Linked DNA regions of Mus musculus: region 2 is linked to region 1. A link is a loop called in an ENCODE intact Hi-C map of the cell type or tissue named here. Cell type or tissue: left cerebral cortex. All regions are shown on one strand.

Region 1 (8,000 bases):
CATTTACACATTCTCCCCCCCTCACACACACACACCTTTTTAATTAAGCATTTATTTTGAGCACATATGCACCTATGTGCAGGTTGAATGAGACCTTGTGGGAATTCGTTCTCTCTTTCTATCATGTGATCCCTGAGATGGACTTGTTGGAAAGTGCCTGCTGAGCCACCATACCAGCGGTTTCATATTTTATTCTTATCTATCCTGGCCGCATGTACAGTGTTTTCTGTCTCCTTCACCACCTAAGCAGTCCTTTATGCTTTTATGTCATGTATCTCCCATCTTCCATCTTCACCCTTTGCCATTTTTTGCCCTTTATATATAATAAATAATCATACATAATAATAAACCTATACTCTACATATGACAGAGAACTTCTATTTTCTTCCATTCTATTAAAGAACACATCTCAGTCTTAGAAACATATGGCTGTGAATTTACAAAGTGCCCGTTCAACCTTTGTGAGTGTCTTTAATGTACAAGACACTTACCCGAAGCTGTTAATTCAAACTGTGTACACACAGTAAAATCCAAGACAGTAAAGCAAGCATAGCTACACCTCAATGTTTTCCTTCCAGCAGCCATCAGCTGACCTGGAATTTGACCGTGTGGTAATTTATACAACCTGCCTTCGTGTGGTGAGGACGACCTTCGAGAGATGCGAACTGGTTAGAAAGATCTTCCAAAACCATCGAGTAAAGTTTGAAGAGAAAAACATAGCTCTAAACGGTGACTATGGGAAAGAGTTGGATGAACGGTGCAGGAGAGTCTCCGAAGCTCCTTCCCTTCCTGTTGTCTTCATTGATGGCCATTATCTTGGGGTAAGTATACCACAGAAGAAAACTGCCTTTGCGTATGTCTCACCTATGAACTGTATGAAAAGATGACCTGTGACATGACCACTCGGACATTTGCTGTTTGGATGAGCTCAGGCCTAAGGGTTTGGATTCTTATTCTATTCCAAATGATGTGCTGCTGTGTCGTTCATCCTTGCAGAATAACAGTGAGATGAAGTCAGTGTGAAATTGCTTTGTTGAATAACGGTACATTCCTGACATGCTCAATTAACTTTGACTTCTAAAAACTGACCCAAGATAGAACTACGTTTTTTAGTGTAAATCAAAATTTGAGTATTTTTAAGAGAAACATTTGTAAATTTTAATTCTCCATATTCAAATAATCAAATAATTTCTGGCCCAATGACACAAATACGACATGACTGAAATGAAGTCTGGAGCCAAAATTATATCCAATTATTGTTTAATATCATTTTTGAGTTTATTAATAATGGGAGTGTGACTTAGATTCACACAAAGCAATAAGCAGAGAGAATCCAATTTCCAGAAAAGCAACAAATCTGCCTCCTTCTTGCTCCTTGAATAACACTGTTAGTGTCCTTAACACCCTTGATCTCCAAACACACTTGGGTAAGACACCCCAGGATGAGAACAAAAAGCCTAAAGGTATAGCAACCACTGAGTCGTGTAGCCAGCCAACTGATCCCTTATCAGAGATCAAAGATTTTCAAACCTTAGAAGGATGCTTGGGTCTTGATCATGCTCGGCATCTGATCTTAACTTTTAACATTGAGGGACTGAGGAAGAAAAAAAAATCTATATCTGGGAGATGTCTGATTTGCTTCAGGGAACTTGTGTCTATTAGACTGACTACAGGCATAGTTATTAAATGGAAAGGTAAATGTCAAGAATCCATGATTACATAGCTATGGTGACATGAAATTTCATTTTAATCAGAGCTGAAAAAGCACAGCATTTTGAAATGGAGGATTTTTGACTTGAAGTATTGATCTTCTATCTGTGTGTTTCACCATTTACTCTTAGGTTCCAGAACTATAATAGTGGCTGTGAGAGTGGTGTTAAGGATAAGGACAGTGATGGTGACACCTGATGTTGCCTTCTCAGCTTTCAGTTTGGCATATGTCTGATCCTTAGGATACTCAACTCTCAGCCCTCCTGTGGCTGCTGGATTAGAAGAAAACGATGGGCTCAGGCAGCCTTGTTTTAAATACCTGCTCTGATGAGTAAAAGCTTTGGATTCAAGTAACATAGCTGACCAAGGAGAATGAGTCTGGGTTAGCTCTGTCGGACATTCTGAACTCTTGCTTTGTGTAAGACTCCCTTGAGTAACGGGATTTTACTGTGTCCTAATAGCAATTAGAATAGGGCTTGACATGAGTAGATGTTCTAGTGAACTTAGATTGGCTACAGGACTTGGTTATGTAGCTTCATTATATCTATTTCTTCTTTCTCTGACTTCCTCCATAGACAAAGGAGGACAGAAGGTGATTGCTACAAATGAGGTGAAGATCTTTTCAGGCACCTGGAGAACATAACTTACAAGGATTACAGACTGTGGCTGAGGATGTAGTTGGCAGAGTGCTTGCCTAGTGTGCACAAAGACCTCATTACTGCATAAATTGGGTACAATGGTAGAGGTCTGAAATTCTAGCATTTACACTTGGGAGGAGGAAGCAGGAGGATGCAGAATTTCAAGGCCCTTAATTGCATAGTGAGTTTGAGGCCAATCTGGGACTCATAAAACTCCATTTTAAAATACAATAATAGAAAGCAACAGGCAACAAAGATAGATGGAAATTTGCTTTTAACTAGGGAAGCATTCTGATAATGTAAAAATTTCCCAACTTACTGTGTAAGTTCAATTTCAGTGGAACTGTATAAAGTTAATGGACAGCTTCGGGCAACATCAGGTATAAGGTGAGCTTCGCTCATATGCTGTTCTTGATCCATTCTATTGCATTCAGAATCCAGAATACCTAAGCTGTGCATGCTAGTGAGGCAGTGCACCAGGCTGTGATACCTGTCTCGCCATTTGTTTTTCAGTTGGAGGGACAGAAGGTGATTGCTACAAATGAGGTCAGGATCCTGGCTCTTTCCCAGTTGAGTTTTCCCTCTGATCTCTTTATGTGCACACTCAGCATCTAGGAGAGAAAGGCCACAGGGGTAACTCTGGTGCTTCTGGATTGTAAAATGCTGCTCTGCACCTGGAAGGAGTGAGTCAAGTTCTGAGTAACTTGTGCAATCACTCTCCTCCAAACCCAAGCAGCTGTTGTTTGAATCTCGATGAAGAAGCATCAGTGGCATTACAGTGCACTAAGATGGGTTTCCTCTGCACGATTCATGGATCTGAAATGGAAGGATGCCCTCTGCTGGGTTTTGGCAGAGTAGAAAACATTAACTTTTAGGGAGGAAAATTCGGCTGCTGCCCTAGTAAGTTGGTGATTTCCCTAACATCTGTGGTGTTTTGAACAGCTACATGAAACCACTTAAGTTAGCTTGAAATTAGGTGAGTGAGAAGAATTGGGATTTGGGAATCATCTATATGATTGAGGAGGGAGAAATGGAATAGCTAGAGAAAGGGAGAGAGACAAGGACAGAGGTAGATGGAGACAGACTGTGGGCAGTGAGGTAGGGCAAGGAGAGTGGAGAGCAGGGCAGTCATTGGTAACATCCTTGCTAATCTACCATCATCGCCAAGCCCCAGGTGGATGCTGTTGCCTGAATTCATTGTGTTCTTCCAAGGGAAGTCAGTGAGCTCATGAGCAAGAGAGGAAGAATCTATTAAAATATTTTTCTTCAGTTTTTTACTCTAATAAGCTAAAAGCCGAAGCTGGAGACAATGGAACACTTAATTACTTTAGGAAATAAATTTTGCAGAGTGTTTTTTGCAAATGGGGTAGTGGGGGTGCGTTCTGCTCAGAACTGGCTTAAGCAATTCTTCTGGTGTTTTGGCATCAGACTATAATCTCATAAAAAGATTATGTTCGATCTAATACCTTAGTCATAGGTAAACTTAGACGCTCCACCAAGAAACAGGCTAGAAATCATGATTTTTCTGGACCAATCATCAAATCTACAATGGAAACTAGCAGACTTCATATTGGAATGAGGCTACAAACAAGAATGAACATAAGGGGTATCATGACAAGATTGCAAATACAATAAATTTAATACTAGTTCTCAAGTAAGAAAAGAGGGAACTTTTTTTAAATTAGGTATTTTCTTCATTTACATTTCCAGTGCTATCCCAAAAGTCCCCCATACCCTCTCCCCCAACTCCCCTACCCACCCACTCCCACTTCTTGGCCCTGGCATTCCCCTGTACTGAGGCATATAAAATTTGCAAGACCAATGGGCCTCTCTTTCCACTGATAGCCGACTAGGCCATCTTCTGATACATACGCAGCTAGAGACAAGAGCTCCGGGGTACTGGTTAGTTCATATTGTTGTTCCACCTATAGGGTTGCGGATCCCTTTAGCTCCTTGGATACTTTCTCTAGCTCCTCCATTGGGGGCTCTGTGATCCATCCAATAGCTGACTGTGAGCATCCAATTCTGTGTTTGCTAGGCCCCGGCATAGACTCACAAGGGACAGCTATATCTGGGTCCTTTCAGCAAAATCTTGCTAGTGTATGCAATGGTGTCAGCGTTTGGAGGCTAATTATGGGATGGATCCCCGGGTATGGCAGACTCTAGATGGTCCATCCTTTCATAAGAGGGAACTTTTTGAAGCCCTGTTAGTATCTCCCACCCCTCAGATCCTCTCAGATTACACCTGAGTTTGGAATCTGGTATGACAGATATTAAATGAAAATACAGAAGAACTTAATTATTAAGTTTTGTGAAGGGAAATGCACACAGGATTCTCACATGGAATCTGGAGTCAGATTTGGATGAAACCTTCGATGTCTTCTTGTCTACTCTTTGCTTCATTCTCAGAATCCTTTTTATATACCCCTGAGCATTTGGCAGTCCTATACTTGATTTATTAATGAGTCTGTGGAATTATTTTACATAGTGAATGCACTGCATGCATTCCCACTTGTAATGAACCAGGGTTCCAAGTTCTTTATATCATTACTGTTGTAGTTAAGTTTTAAAAATGCTGCTGCTGCTGCTACTACTACTAATTACTGCCATTCCAGTGTTTGTCAAATGACATATTTTAAAATATTGCTTTAAGATTTATTTATTTTATTTTATGAATATAACTGTTTTGTCTACATATATGTATGTGCACCCCATCCATGCATTATACCCATAGTGGTAATAAAATGGCACAGGATCTCCAGGAACAGCTGTTACTGTAGTTGTGAATCACTACGTGGGTGCTTTGGAACAGAACCTGGGTCCTCTGCAAGGATAACAACTACTCTTAACTACTGGTTTCTTCAGCCTCCTTGAAATGGTATCTTAATTTTTTTGTTGTTTTAAATTCTTATTAGTATTAGCATATGTTAACTATACAAAGTAGTATGTTTTATTTACATAGCATTTTCAGATATGTATTTCATATGTTTGGACCATAGCAATATTAAACAGTCAAGTGTTAACAATAATGTTTTCACTCTATCACGTTTTATTACCTTATTTATTTAAATAAATTTAACAAATTTATGTATTTTTTGTACTGGCTGGTTTTGTGTCAACTTGACTCAAGCTGGAGTTATCACAGAGAAAGGAACCTCCCTTGAGGAAATGCTTCCATGAGATCCAGCTGTAAGGCATTTTTTCAATTAGTGATCAAGGTGGGAGGGTCCATTGTGGGTGGTTCTATCCCTGGGCTGGTAGTCCTGGGTTCTCTTAAAAAAAAAAAAAGCAAGCTGAGCAAGCCAGGGGAAGCAAGCCAGTAAGCAGCAGCCTTCCATGGCCTTTGGGTCATCTCCTGCCTCCAGGTTCCTGCCCTGTGTGAGTTCCAGTCCTGATTTCCTTTGATGATGAACAGCAATGTGGAAGTATATGCGGAACAAACCATTTCCTCCCCAACTTGCTTCTTGGTCTTGATGTTTGTGCAGGAAGACAAACCACTGAACTATATTCCCAGTCACTCTGCTTTTAAAAATTTGACATACAACCTTGCTAAGTTGTTCAAACTAGCTTCAAACTTGCAGCGTAGTACAGGCTTGTCTTGAATGATCCTCCTGTTTGTGCTTCCAAAATGCTTGGATTATAGAATTGCATCATTAGAATAGCACTCTTTTAGTGGTATAAAAGTATTACACATGTTGAAAACAAACTTGACCCTAATTCCCTTTGTCCAATGAAAATGAAAACTGTTCCTTTGTTTTGTTTTGTTTTGCTTTGTTTTGTTTTGTTTTGTTTTGTTTTCGAGACAGGGTTTCTCTGTATAGCCCTGGCTGTCCTAGAATGTACTTTGTAGACCAGGCTGGCCTCAAACTCAGAAATCCGCCTGTCTCTGCCTCCCAAGTGCAAAATTGTTCCTTTATCCTCATATCTAAAACAGTTTTTATAATAATATTGGTCTGTCTTCTCTCTCCATGGTTCCTTAAACTCTTACAGTATAGTTATACTCATTCTTATCAAACCACACTAGAGGCTTTAATTGCTCCTTAATGCTATTAAATCTTATATATTGTTTTCTCTCTGGGTGTGACCTTGTTCTTCTAGTAGAGGCAAGATTTCCTTTAAATGTCTACAGTCTATACCTGATGATAGCGAGTGTGGGGTCACTTAAAATTCCTGCAGACTTCACAAGAACTGGTTCCCAAGATAAATCTCTTTCCTTTTTTGTTGTTTGATATATTTTATTAGTTTTCCTCTAAATATAGTTTATATATATATGTATGCTTGGTTACTGGGCCATGGCTAAGACTTCTTGGAAACAAGGCCTGTGTGTGTGTGTAATATTGTTGGTGGTATTTTGCAATTTTGACTTTGTACACATGGTGCTACCATTATTCTTTAGATCAGGTAGCAAAATCAACAAGACGACAACAACAGCCTCATCAAATGTCTCAAATTTTAGGATTTGGACATTGTTAGCATGTGACTATAGTGGTCATCTTTTGTTATGTAACAGACTACCCCTAAACTTAGAGCTTAGAATCAGTTCTGTAGGTGGCAGTACTGGGGATTTGGCTGCTCTCTGTGGTTTGTAGTTGGCTTACTTAGAACTGAGTGACACATCTTTTAAATTACAAATTAAAACTATTTTCCAATGATCTATTAATTTTATTCACTTTACATTCTGTTCACAGCCCTGATCTCCCAGTTCCACCCTTACAAATCCTTCCTCACATTACTCCCTTCTCCTCTCCTTAGTGATAGGGAGTTCCCCTTGGGTACCACCCCACCCTGGGATGTCTAGTCCCAGCAGGACTAGACACATCCTTTCCCACTGAGGCCCAACCAGGCAATGCAGGTAGGGAGAAGGAGATCCAATGACAGGCAACAGAGACCAAGATAATTCCCACTCCACTTGTTAGCTGACCCACATGAAGACAAAGCTGCATATATGTGTAGGGAGTCTATGTCTAGCTCCTGCATGCTCCCTGGTTGGTGTCCCAGGCTCTGTGAGTCCCTATTGTCCCAGGTTAGTTGACTCTGTAAGTCTTCTTGTGGTGTCCTTGACTCCTCTGGATTGCTCACTTCTATCCTCCACTCTTCCACAAGACTCTCTGAGATCCGCCTGATATTTGGCTGTGGGTCTCTGCATCTACTTCCATCCATTGCTGGATGAAGCCTCTCAGGAGACAGTTATGCTAGGTTTCTGTATGCAAACATAGCAGAGTATTAATCATGTTACTGGTTGGATCTCTCACATGGCATGTGTCCCAAGTTGGACCAGTCATTGGTTGGCTGTTCTCTCAGCCTGTGCTCTAGCTTTATCCCTGAGCATCTTACAGGTAGGGCATATTTTGGGTTGAAGGTATTGTGGGTAGGTTGATATCCTCCTCCTTCCAGAATGATAGTTTTTCATATGGTGTTTCCATATATACATTTAGTTTGGGTTGATTTTACCACCATATCACCTGGCTTCCCTCTATCTCATTGTGCCTCCTCAAATGTACCATCCCACCCCCACTATTCTCTTTAAATCTCCATTGTCTTCCTGCCCTATCTCCATTAAAGTTTCTTTTTCTTTCCAGTTATATCCAGGACTGATTTCCTGGTCTTCACCCATATTTATTCCTACTTGAACCCACTTATTTAACATTTTGA
Region 2 (8,000 bases), 270 kb before region 1:
CAAGGGCATCCCCACAATGACATTTATCCTCAGCAGAGATGCACACAGCAAGCTCCCGACAGCCTTTCGGGAGTCTCCTCAGCCTGGGCCATTAACCAGGGACCTACATCAAGTCTCAGTGACCGCGGAATGACAGAATGTGCGGTGGATTCTATGCTATACATTAGAAAACCAAATTCAGTGTATTGCACTTAGACCTTCAGAGTCGCACTAACAGGAATGACACACAGAGATCCGATCAGCATGCTGACTTCTGGTTATAAACCAGAGACCCCACACCCAGGATTCTTTCATTCACCCTTTTCCTGGCTCCCAATTGGCTGACAGGCAGCGGACGCACAACACAGAGTGGCCAAAGGAACAAGGCCATTTAGTCATGTTTGCTCTAGACAACTGAAAGGGCCTCCTAAAAATTTGTCCTTTACAAGTCCTTACATTGTTCCTTTTGTAAACTGAACATGGTATTCTCTATCATCACAAACATTTTAAATTGCCATTTGCTAAGAGGGAAATGAAAGCTTAGAGGTGTCTAAGCATAGCATGCTTTTCTTAGTCACGACTAGACTAGCTTAACACTTCTGCGTTATAACACTCAACAGAAAATAATAGAAGGCATGGGGCCGTCTGCTCTTGGTTGCTTTAAAGTTTATGTCCTCAGTTTTGAGCAGCCAGGGAGGCTGAGTATTTTGTAAACTATAGGCTCTAAAACTCCCTGCTTCCTTCAGGCAAGAACCTTTGGCAGTCTGGGGCCCCTGCGTATGACTGGGCCTGTTGTTTGCCCAGTAGTCCTCTCCCTTTCTTGTTAGGAACGCCACACTGAGTAATGTGCTCAGCTGGAAACCTCCACTCCCCAGCTTCTCCAGCAGATGGGAGTGAATGCAAATGAGGCGTTGGTCACTGTGTGTCACTTGCAGGAAAATCCTTTATTCCCCTTCCATAGTTTACTTGGCACGGAACTCCTATAGGTTAGCTGAGACCCAGCAACCATGCTGTGGACTTTATGAGCGGCCTGTGTGCAGGCCGGGAGAGCAGAAAAGCCCAGGGAGCCAACATCTCTTGGGACTTGGTGTGGCAGGCGTGGCTGACCTTGACTGGCTACTTCTACACTAGCTTTTGAGAGAGCAAGACAGTATTCTAGGTGAGCAATGGGTATTTCAGTCTGTGATTATGACCACTGTGTTCAGACGCTGGAATAGCAGGAAAGAAGCCTGAAGTATGTAGCCTTCTGTTCTATCTATCCTTGCTCTCTGGATGTAGCCTTCTGTTCTATCTATCCTTGTTCTCTGGATGTAGCCTTCTGTTCTATCCATCTATCCGTGCTTTCTGGGAATGTATCTGTGAGTGCTCAGTATTATTTCTGAACTGAAGCTTCCCAAGTTCAATTGTTTCCCTGTACCTAACTTCATTATTTCCAAGAATCTTAAAAACATGTCAATTTTCCGTGTGTTCCTTTTTTTTTTTTTTTTTTTTTAAATCTAGTCTAGACCTAGCTAGCCCAGGCTGACCTTCAATATACAGCAATCCTCTTGCTTTGGCCTCCCAAGTGTTTAGATTACAGGTGTGAACAATCACACCCAGCAAACATGACCAACTTGGCTGTGTTATAACTATCAAGTTTGAAGTATTCTCTTCTTGTACTGAGCCTCTTTGACTGGTTTGGTAGAGTCCTCCCCACTGTCAGGTTCGAGACGGTAAGGAAGAATTCCTCAGAATGCACTTCAGAACCAGAACCCCAGGAGGCACCTGGGTGGGTCCACACCCACAGTTTCTTCAGGGCACCACCTAAGAAGCTTCGTTTTCAGGCACTGGGATCTCATTTCGTAAAGTGAAAATAAAAAACAACAACAAAAGCTATTGATCGAGAACCCTCTCTTCAAAAACAAAGTAGAGAGTGAGTGTGTGTGTGTGTGTGTGTGTGTGTGTCTGCTGTCTGGCTCTTGCCCTTCACTCCCTATAGAGTTCAACCTTTGTGTACCTGTGACACCCCAGACTCCCCTGCCCTGAGGCTTCTGCCCTGGCTGTCCCTCTACCTGCAACACTCTCTCCCCAGGTCTACAGCAAATTAGGAAGGCGAGCCCACCCAGCCTCCTTCATCCTCAGGTCTATTCACCCACTTTACACATCTGGCCTTGGCTGTTTTTCCAACAACTTTTATCAAATAACAAAACTCAACAATCTGACGGGTTTTGCTTTGTTCCTTCTTCATAGCGATGTGCACACTGAGGTACCCCTCACACCTAGGTGGGCTCTTACAGGAACTGGACAGATATGTGCCGAAGAATGCCCATGTAAACTACTCCAAACTCTCTCTGGTTCTCCGTCCCCATTTTCTCTGCACTACTCCATGACCCATCAGCCACAGCGCCTGACCAGCAGAACCCTTCCCCATGCTTCTTGTCTGACCTGACATGGTTCGTTTGGGGTGCCACTTTGTTACAAGGATTTGGCTCCACAGTGGCTGTGGAGGCTGGCAGTGACTGTATATCAGTAGCATGCTTCAGTGAGGAATTAGATTAGGCAAAATCTAAGACCTTTTCCAAATACTCATCAGCTGTGTATCCGAGTGACTCACTTGGCATTGACAGTGCTCTGATCCAGCAGGACTCCACCTGTCCAAACCTACCCCCTCCTCCTTCCGGGGTTTCCCTCAGCCCGTAGCCACATTCCTGAAGTCTCATGTAAGCCTTGCTCATTTTTAACCATTTCCTTCAAGCCATTATGATTACCTTCACCACTTTCCAGCTCTGAAACAGATGGCAATGTCCTTGAAGAGCCTGCTATCTGCAGCTAGCAGCATGACCTTTGAACCTGTCCTAAGTGTGACTGTTCTAGCACCTGGACCTCCTTAATCAGGATCCACATTTAACACGATCCCCTTCTGATCCTCCACACCTGAAGCTGGCACTACAAGTGGGCTCTGCAGTCAGTCCTACCTACTCACTGGCTCATTATTAAGCAAAGACCGAAGTCCTACACTTCCATAGCATGTGTGCCACCCACAGCAAGTCCTGTGTTCAGTTAACAACCTACCCACTAAGAGGATCTGCTGCCCACTTTATTTAAGCCTTTTCTTTACACCTTGGCTGTAAACAACTTTCAAGTGCACAGTAGCTGTGCGTCGGGCCAATCTAGACTGGGGGAACAGAAATCCACACAAGTCGCTTCAAATGAGGAGGAATGCCTTAACCCTGCATAGACTTCTGAATAGCAAACTAGGGCAGGGGGCCTAAGGTCAGGCCTCCATACTAGATCTCTTCCACTGAGGCTCTTTACCCAGTTCCTGCTGCCTAATTTGGTATTACTTTCAGGGCATACTACAGTCATCCATTTTCTCTCCTACTAGCCCCCTTCAATTCTGCCCCCTTTGGCTTCGATTTTCATTCTTCCTCTAACTTTAAGTTCCCCAGTAGTGATATAGTAGCATGGGAAATTATTTATTTATTTATTTATTTATTTTACAAATCCCCAAGGTTACAAACTTGTGACTCGATTGGGGTTGGCTGCCTTTGTGTCAGGCGCCCATCCTGTTCTAATGGAGGCCAGGGTGAGTGCAGTTTAGAATAAGGCCTTATCTAGCAAGAAAGAGCTGTCAAAGGAGATTGTTCCCTCTGAGAGGAACCTGTGGAAGGCCAATCAACAGGCCACGCCCCTCCTCCTCCCTCCCAGCCCCCAGTCCCAGAGATATTATCTGCTGGCTCATATTAAAGTGAAATCAACCAATCCGGAAGAAGGGTCATTCCGGAGGCGGAGGCAGCAGGAGGACCCTGACACCGATGGATACTCAGGGCTGCACAGACTCAGCAGCAGGAGCGCTTGTTTTCTTTCTGAGCCCCTGATACAGTATATCACTGAACTAGCTGTTTCCCTTTGATCAACTCATTGAGCCATTCTGAGCCAGGTCTCCTCAGCCATCCTCCTCCACTTTCAACAGCCTCCAGAAGTGGTGCAAGAGCCCCATAAGGCAATTGTTGTGAAAGCGCTCTGAACACAGGAGGTGCCTACCGCTGCCTCTCCATGCTACTGTATATTCTGTCAAAGTGACAGCAGCTTTACCTTGCCTTTAGATTTCTTTCTCTTCCCTCCCTCCCCCTTAATATATGACCTGCTGGTTGCTAGTATTTAAAAACATCAACTGGCGTGATAAATAATATTTTAACACCAGTTATCCTAACTTTGTTGCTTCTATCATTCAGACTGTGGTTAGTGCATTCATTCATTTTCCTCGAAATTGAAAAAAAAATACGCTTATATACTAAATTCTTAAGATGCAGGTCAGTTTTGATTCCCTTGTCTCTTGCCTACATATTAGAGCCCGGAATTCCTATTTTTCACATGAGGTCCTTACAGCTCTTACTACTCCCGCCCCCAGAAATCCTATTCTCCTTGCTTCTACTCCACCTCCACCACCCCGTTATCATCTATCTCACGGTCAAGATGGGGGCAGGGATGAGAATCAGTGACGGTAACAAGATAGATTATTTCTCAAAATAGTGCCATTCCACAACGTTGAAGGGCAGAGTTACTGGAATGGAAAAACAGACAAACAAAAGAAAGAAAATAAAAGTATACCGTTTCCTTTTTGTCCTAGTAAAACCAAGAGGTGTTTATTGAAAGCCTGCCACACGCCAGACAGGAGGAGAAGGGCTCCTCAATCAGGGTGCACAGCACCATCTCAGTCTTTGCCAAAGCGTCCTAGCCCATAACCTAGGGCATCTGTTGCACACTTCCTACAAGTGGAACCACTCAACAGCTGGCCCTGGGTGGAGCAACAAAAGCAGCATGCACCTTACTCAAGTCAGTTCAGTCGGCCGAAGTGCAGGCTTCAAGCAAAAATGAAAAACAAAAATGAAACCTCAAACTAGAGCCCGGTGAGCCACAGGGGGCAGAAGTGCAGAGACTGGAACGCAGCCTGGTATCCACTGAGCACCCAAACCCAATTAAGGCTCTTCCAGCCTAGAGATGCTGGGAACAGTGGATCAAAGAATCTGCGACGCCTGGGAATGGCAAACCCGCTCTTCGGGAAGCTGTGATGTGGGGGCAACACAATGGTGGGCGCTGGAGATAGTAGGTTGGAGGGATCTATTCATGGGCACGGGTAAACTCACTGGGAACAGGCAGATTGCAAAGATTGTGCGCTGTTGGCGAAGGAGGAGAGCCGGGCGAGTGCTCTGGGAGACAAGGACTGAACAGTCGCGTTGCGGTGTAAAGGAAACCTTGGGGCTCCCGCCAGCGCATAAATTCCGAGGTTTTGGATCCTGGAAAGCATTTGCTAGTGCGCTGAAGGCAGAGCTGGCGGAAGGGTTCACTGGCGATCAGGGGCGACAACCAGACTACTGGGAAAAGGAGGAGGGGGTGTAGATGGGATGAGGTGTCTCTTCCCGGCCACACACACACACACACACACACACACACACTCACGTCAGACCCCAGGCTGCTAGCACCTGCCCCCACGCACTCTGGGCGCACAGCCTCCTGCTGCGGCGGTCACTCACCTTCCGCGCGCGAGCGGATCTCCGACACTGTCCTCCGCATGGTCGGCATCTCGACAGCCCCTGCAGGTGGGTCTCGGGCGGGGACCCTGCACCTGTCACGGCGCCGCGCGGGCGGGAGAGCTGGCTGCGCCGCGCAGAGGGCTCAGCTGCCGCGGGGCCGCGCCTCCCACCCAGGGCAGCGTCGCCGCCAGGAGCCGCCTGGGCACTGGACGGGAGGGGGAAGGCGGCGAAGGAGCTGCGTCCGCAGAGCCGCCTAGGTCTCCCCGCAGTGGCAGAGGAGCGGGCTCGAGGGGCGGAGCCGGGGACGGCGCCGGGGGCGGGGTCTGCGGGGCGCGCGCTCACTCGCTGGCCTCCTGGAGTGGGGCGGGGACAGGGCCGCCGAGCCTCCAGGTCCCGCCCAGTTCGGACCGTACCATCCGCGGGGAGGGGACTTCGATCTAGCATTCTCGGCTTCTCGGCCCACCTCGGCCCTCCTTGAGGCCAGTACAAGTGTCCCAAGCCTTAATAAAAGAGGAAGAGCTTCTTTAGCTCTGAAAGCTCTGGCATCCCCTACAGCCACCTTCTGGCTCTACAATGCGATAGAACCGACCGTCCTCAGCGCCAGGGTGTTGGGTTCGGTGTGGGCAGCTTGAGTCTAAGCCTCTGAGACTCTGTGGGTGACGTCTCTGCTGATGTGGGGGGACCCTGCATTCGCCCTCTGAGTGGAATCCTAGCCTATCTCAACACCCAGCCTGACTCCTGGCCTGAGATGAACGTGAACCCTCTGTAGTAGCAGGCTGTGAGACCTGAAGCCACTGGAACGGTTCCTCTTGTCGTTTTAAGGCTTCCAGCCACACAACCTGCGTGGGTGTGTGAGCCCGTACTTCCCACCAGTTCGTCCTCTGCAACCTGTTAAGGCTCTGAAACTGCAACCAAACCAACTGTTGACCACGTGGTTAACCAAGCAAAAATTATGCTGTTTGTGGTTTCTGCTCCAGAAAGTTCGATGCAGTAGTTTATCCTCAAAGCCTAGTGGGGCGTCGGTATAAAATCCATAAAGATGTTAATTACAAGTCGTTATGTCCTAGAGACCAGCACGACCTCAGTGCCTTTTATTTTGTGTAGTAAAATCCAATCTAACAAGTCGAAACAAATGCAGTATTTTTAATTTGTTCCCGATTTCAGCCTCGAGATAGGATGAGGGGAGCTTTGTGTCTAGCAAGCTCCTGAGCAGGGTAAGAAAGGAATAAAGGTAAAAGGTACTGGCTTCGTGTACTGTTCTTCTGGGCACCTAGCGGAAAGAGCCTGTAGCAAGGCTTTTTATTAGTATTCCTTTGAGATCCAGAAAGGAGAGATGGGTAGAGGGTGAACGAGAGAGAGAGAGAGAGAGAGAGAGAGAGAGAGAGAGAGAGAGAGAGAGAGATATGACTGCAACTCGAGCATAAGGAAAAAGACAAATAAATAAAATCCGCTAATAGCATCTTCTCTCCATTCGTGATAGTTCCTCTACTTCCCGGAAGATCTCATTCACTAATCAGAGTTCTACCTCACTCACTCACATTAATACCCAGGCGGTCAATACATATTTATGAGGAACCCTCTCCACTTGTCTCTTATTCAGTGGTTGGGATCAGAACAAAGGAAACATATTATTTCCAGTGTGCTTGGAATCTCCTTAGGTTAGAGCAGACTCAAACGTAAATGTGTCTGTGCCAGCGATAGCCATAATTTAAAACCGTAGTCCTTTGAAAAAAAAAAGAAAATGAATACAGCCTTATCAAGACTGTCATCGCTGGCGGCTTTTACTCCTCCTAGGCTCCATAATCTCGTGTGTGTGTGTGTGTGGGGGGGGGGGGACCAGGCTTCCTCTTGATGGATATAAATGAGTCTGAAACCAAGTGGAAGACTAAGAACCAAGGGGCAGGGAAAATCAGCTTAAAAGTAAGCAAACAAATGTAGGAGTGGGAGTGGTTTTCGGATTAAGATTTTACATGAGATTTTTATGAACCCAAAAATGATCTGTTTGATTTATGAACAATCCCTTCTGTAACTGTTATGAGCCTTTCAGTGAGATTCACGTCTGCTTACTATAATAACCATCTAACGTGAGTTCCAATGGTACCTGTTTTCTGTAGTGCCACCTGACATGTGTGCATCAGCCAAGTTGACAACCTAGGTCATTCAGATAGGAAATGAAAACAGTTTCTCATACAGACAAGATGGCAAGATGCAGCTTGTGGCTTCCCCCTGGCTCTTTCCCACATGCTCCTGTCACAGAATCCATATTGGCAGGAGTACCATAGCTCCTTGGTTTCTGAAAATCTGCTCCCCCACGGTTGTTAGAAAGTCATCCATTTTCATGGTTCAGCACTGTAATTGAGGTTGAGAAGTGCACTAATCTGCATCAGCTTGGTATCAGAGCTCAGAGATCTCACCTTCCATTGTGTGAGACGTGTATCCTGCCAGCCCCTGGCAGGAAACTCTGGTTCTAGCAACATGACCTTGTTACAGAATCTGCAGTTGAATGCA

What was found. A loop is a pair of places that touch in the nucleus more often than their neighbours do. Peaks named below come from ENCODE experiments on the same cell type or tissue, not always from the same donor. Only the 100,000 strongest peaks of a DNase experiment are listed, where the experiment ranks them.
Region 2: a loop joins it to region 1, with 2.8 times the contacts of the local background. A loop is called at or near these places in 5 of 42 quality-filtered maps.

What each region holds. Positions count from the first base shown.
Region 1 is chr5:68,109,734-68,117,733 of GRCm38, forward strand. Grxcr1 (glutaredoxin, cysteine rich 1) reads left to right here. Exons shown (of 4, transcript NM_001018019.2): 2 at 579-821. Among named protein-coding and RNA genes, the nearest start is that of Grxcr1, 82 kb to the left of the region's middle. In left cerebral cortex, a CTCF peak has its summit at 3,182 (motif pointing left); DNase peaks (open chromatin) are centred at 3,162 and 5,124.
Region 2 is chr5:67,841,670-67,849,669 of GRCm38, forward strand. It overlaps Atp8a1 (ATPase, aminophospholipid transporter (APLT), class I, type 8A, member 1), which reads right to left and starts at 5,762. Exons shown (of 37, transcript NM_001038999.2): 1 at 5,493-5,762. The coding sequence starts at 5,541. In left cerebral cortex, CTCF peaks have their summits at 888 (motif pointing right), 4,850 and 6,017 (motif pointing left); DNase peaks (open chromatin) are centred at 823, 2,603, 3,851, 4,453 and 2 more places; H3K4me3 peaks cover 4,639 bases; H3K27ac peaks cover 3,708 bases.